Linked DNA regions of Homo sapiens: region 2 is linked to region 1. Evidence: read pairs that join two places in POLR2A ChIA-PET (ENCODE). Cell type or tissue: Panc1. All regions are shown on one strand. Region 1 has its middle 4.7 kb from the start of LINC00847. Region 2 overlaps CNOT6 (CCR4-NOT transcription complex subunit 6).

Region 1 (2,500 bases):
ACAGACAGACACAAATGAACTATTTAATATGGCAAAATGCACAGCTGTTTGAGGCTTCTATTATTAGCACCAGTTCTCGACTCACTGGGAAAACTCTTCTTCAACTTGTTAATGCGACAGTTTTATTTGTTTGGACGCAGCTTTCCATTATCATTCTTCCCACCCCAAACTTCCCTTTATCCCCAAGATGTCTCCAGACAGAGGTGTTTCCAGCTGGCCCCAGTTCAGCTGATCTCCAGTCTGTCTGCCCATGAGAGTCCCAGGAGAGCATGCCGTCTAACTAAGCCGCCTGGGCTTTGCTCTGGACCCCTAAGGAGTCCCTACAGGTCAGGTCTTCCCTGCTCCATCCAGAGAGGGGCCCCTCTCATACTGCAGAATGCTCGAAGTCCACAAATGTTCATTCTCCCCTTCGTTACTAGTAGAACTCACTCAGTTAAGGCTGAGCTCACGGTAGGCAACCTCAAACTCTCAGTGGCTTATCAAAAAAGTCATTTATTTTTCTTGCAGGCTGGTGGAGGCCGCTCTGCTTCAAGCTGTGAGCCGAGTCAGGGCTGCTTCACTTGTCTCTCATCCTCTGGACCAGTGACCACCTGGGGTGGCAACAGGGCCAGAGGACGAGCAGAGACACAAGAGGCCTCCTAAGGCCTCAGCTCAGAACTAACAAACTCGCTTCTGCCCACATTCCATTGGCCAAAGCCCTGCATGAGTTGTGGAAAAGTACTCTCCACTTTGGTGAACATTAGTAAGAGAAAAGAGGGAAGGAAGAATTGCAGGCAAGTAATACCATCTACCTCGGCCTCCTATGCAGCTTGGTGTGTACCTGCACCTAAGTTCTGGCCTGTAGGATATGAGGGGAAGTGAGGTGTGCAACTCCAGGACCTGCCCCTGTAAAGACTGGGCCCTGCCTTTCCCCTGCCCATCTGCTGGGGACATGGTAGGACTGCAGCAGTTGCCTGGCCCAGAGATAGACGGCACAGCTATCCTGCTGGTCCTACCTCTAGACCGCCACATGTACCTCACTTACACTGCTTGGGTTTTGCATCTTAAAACCCCAATTAGCACACCATTCATTCATTCATTCCCCCATCAACAAGTATGTACTGAGTGTCTTTTTGCCAGGCATTGCACTAGGTTTTGGAGAGATGACAGTGAACAAAAACAAACTTGGCTGTTCTGTATCTTGGCTGTGGCAGTGGTTACACAAGCCTACACATGTGATAAAACTGCATAGAACTAAATACACACACACAGAGGAATGCCAGTCAAACTGGGAATTAAAGAATCAAAAAGTCACTGGTGACTCAACATGGCAGCAGTCCAGCTCAACCATACAGATGACAGCAGTGTGCTGAAGTATGACAAAGGAATGATTTAAAAGGAATTGAGGCAGAGCTGCCAGGCAGGCATGCTCACCTTGGACTTTGAAGCAAGAGAGACATAAATAAAGGTCTTTGTTCTGTAAGTAGAGTGTTCATATAATTTATCATCCAAACTGAGACACCTGTGAAAATAATTACACTGGAACAACTTGTGTGACTGATCAGCTGGTCACTCCATCTTTAAGTCATTGTCTTGTTGAGTCTGTTATCAGAGCCCATGGAGTGCCATGCATGGACAGCTTATTTAGGCACAACAGAGAAAAATTAAAGGGAAGGAGGAGCAAGGAAGAGTGGAAAGGATAAAGAAATGGTGAGCATTGGCAGGAAACAATGCAAGGAGAAAAGGGAACAGGAATCGGATTTTCTACTAATTTGCTGTGTGTTCCTGTGTCAGTTTATAAATTAGTGTCTATATTTACAACCGATTGGAAGAACGAACTTTTTAGATCCTCTCATCCAACAAAGCTGCAGATTTCTTTATTGAGATGGAGTTGAGAAAGCTTTAAAACAGGCCAAAGCAACATGAGGACATGTGTCATGAGAAGAGAAATGGTCTTCCATAAATTGAGTGCTGGGGAAGGCTTGGTGTAGGTAATGTAGAGGTTCTCAAACTGTGGAGAAGCTCAAAATGTGTTCCTTTGAGCCTTGGTCTTCTAGTTAGGCCACTGTCTAAGCCACTATACAAAAAGACACCAAACACACTGGCTTCAACAAGACAAGCCTCTGTTTCTCTTTCGGGTGACAGGAGAAGCAGAGGACTAAGCTTTCTTTTCCAAGTCATCACCTGAAAGTTGCCCCTTCACTTCTGCTCACATTGCATTGGCCAGAGACTTGAAAGGAAGCTGGGCACGTGCTGTGGGGAAAAGAAAGAGAGATCAGATTGTTACTGTGTCTGTATAGAAAGAAGTAGACGTAGGAGACTCCATTCTGTTCTGTACTAAGAAAAATTCTGCCTTGAGATTCTGTTAATCTGTGACCTTACCCCCAACCCTGTGCTCCCTGAAACGTGTGCTGTGTCAACTCAGGGTTAAATGGATTAAGGGCTGTGCAGGGTGTGCTTTGTTAAACAGATGCTTGAAGGCAGCATGCTCCTTAAGAGTCATCACCACTCCCTAATCTCA
Region 2 (2,500 bases), 310 kb before region 1:
GTGAAAAGCATAGTAAAAGGAGAGAGAGATGTCAAATTCAAGATTAAAAAAAAAAATTTTCTTTTTGAGATCAGGGTCTCACCGCGTTACCCAGGCTGGTGGAGTGCAGTGGCTTGATCTCATCTCACTGCAACTTCCACTTCCTGGTCTCAAGCCATTCTCCCACCTCAGCCTCTCAAGTAGCTGGGACTACAGGCACACACCACCACGCCTGGCTAATTTTTGTGTAGACAGGATCTTCCATGTTGCCCAGGTTGGTCTTGAACTCTTGGGCTCAAGTGATTGGCCTGCCCAGGCCTCCCAAAGAGCTGGGAAAATTCAGGATTTTTTTTTTTTTTTTTGAGACGGAGACTTGCTCAGTCACCAGGCTGGAGTGCAGTGGCGCCACCTTGGCTCACTGAAACCTCCGCCTCCCAGGTTCAATCGATTCTCCTGCCTCAGCCTCCGAGTAGCTGGGACTACAGGCACATGCCACCACACCCGGCTAATTTTTGTATTTTTAATAGAGATGGGGTTTCACCATGTGTTGGCCAGGATGGTCTCGATCTCCCAACCTTGTGATCCGCCTGCCTTGGCCTCCCAAAATGCTGGGATTACAGACGTGAGCCACCGCGCCCAGCTCCAAAGTGCTGGGAAAATTCAGGATATTATCTTGTCAGTTAAGATTGCCTGTAACTCAGTCTCATTTCCCTTGAAGAAAATCTGGCCCACTAAAATAAATAGTTAAACGTCTGAGAGGCTTTTAACAAAAAACCACATTTTTATACCTGGTCAGAGTAACATCACGCAAATCACTAATGTAAACATGAACTAGGTGTTAAATGTCTTCTCTCATTGTCCATAAAATTTTTTTTATTGCTGATTTGTGGATCCAACATAGGGATCATTCATTGCATCTGATTATATTCCTTAATTCTCTTCAAATCTAGAATAGTGCTGACACCAGTTTGTTGAAGGCAACAGGCCAGTTTACTTGCAGAAAATCCCACATTCTCATTTTATCTGATTGCTCCTTTGGTGTCATTTGGCCAGTTCCTCTAGTTTTCAAATCAAGGTGTAAACATTACTGACGTGTGTTTCATACTGCACCACATCAAGAGACCCCAATATCTGGTTCTTCCTCCATAGTATTGGTAAGATTGGTGAAGGGGGTAACAATTTATTCCTCCATTAAACGTTTTCTACCTTATGATCAGAAAGTAATCTATGTAGAATCTGTGTAGTGGTGGCTTTTAGCATTTCATTAATGCCAATATTCATCTAATGCTTTTAACCCAGTATAATCCTTTTTGTTTTTTCTAAGGGTTTCACTCCTTTCGCTCAGGCTGGAGCGCAATGGCGTGATCACTGCCCACTGTAGCCCCGACTTTCCTGGCTCAGGTGATTCTCCCATCTCAGCCTCCCAAGTAGCTGGGATGTACCACCATGCCCAGCTAAATTTTGTATTTTTAGTACAGACTGGGTTTTGCCATGTTTCCCAGGCTGATCTTGAATTCGTGGGCTCAAGCTATCTGCTCACCTCAGCCTCCTGCAGTGCTGGGATTACAGGCATGAGCCACTGTACCCGGCCGTTTTTATAATCCTTGAATAATGTCGAATGGGAATTATAAAATGATGTTGCTTGAAAAAAATTCTTTCATACTTAATTTATTAGCTATCATTGTTTTGTAAAGTAGGGCTTTTTTTTTCTTTTTTCTTCTTTTTTTGAGACAGTCTCTCTCTTTTGCCAGGCTGGAGTGCAGTGGCGCGATCTTGGCTCACTGCAACCTCTGCCTCCCGGGTTCAAGCGATTCCCCTGCCTCAGCCTCCTGAGTAGCTGGGACTACAGACGCCTGCCACAAAGCCCAGCTAGTTTTTGTATTTTTAGTGGAGATGGGGTTTCACCATGTTGGCTAGGCTGGTTTCAATTTCTTGACCTCGTGATCCGCCCGCCTCGGCCTCCCAGAGTGCTGGGATTACAGGCGTGAGCTACTGCGCCTGGCCGAGTAGACCTTTTCTTAAACGAGGGCTGTTTGATTACACTGAATCCAGTTGCTGCTGAGGTGTAACCACTTAAATCTTTCTTTTTAGTTACGTGTCTCCATATTGTAATAGCTGCTTCAGATAGTGACTGACTTGCAGTCCATATGCTGTCTCTTCCCCCATCTCCCCCTCTCTCCTCGTCTTGATTACTATAGTAGTTTCGTCTTTTACATCATTGCCAGCTCTTTTTTTGCAGCACAGAAAGGATTATGTTATCTCTCTTTTGTTTTGGCTTGATTTTTTGAGGTTCTCATAGATTTGTATTGATTCAGTGTGTTTCATTTCATTGTGATTATGATTCTTACTGCTCAAATGGTCATAGTTTGTCCTGTGAGGACCCCTTCTAGCTGGCTTCTGTATCATGTTGACATGATGACTCCATTAGACTTAGCTTTTTGGCACTGAAAGATGTCCCAGGCTCATTTTATACATTTCCTGCCCATCTTTTGATTGGCCATTTTACAAAGAACTTTGCTTT

Evidence for each region. Peaks named below come from ENCODE experiments on the same cell type or tissue, not always from the same donor. Only the 100,000 strongest peaks of a DNase experiment are listed, where the experiment ranks them.
Region 2: POLR2A ChIA-PET joins it to region 1 with 20 read pairs; 2 of 35 experiments call an interaction of 5 or more read pairs at or near these places.

What each region holds. Positions count from the first base shown.
Region 1 is chr5:180,825,036-180,827,535 of GRCh38, forward strand. It overlaps a transcript of ZFP62 not described here. Among named protein-coding and RNA genes, the nearest start is that of LINC00847, 4.7 kb to the right of the region's middle. In Panc1, no CTCF peak of the experiment used is centred here; a DNase peak (open chromatin) is centred at 1,306.
Region 2 is chr5:180,515,859-180,518,358 of GRCh38, forward strand. The region is part of intron 1 of CNOT6 (CCR4-NOT transcription complex subunit 6); the gene reads left to right. Among named protein-coding and RNA genes, the nearest start is that of CNOT6, 23 kb to the left of the region's middle. In Panc1, no CTCF peak of the experiment used is centred here; no DNase peak of the experiment used is centred here.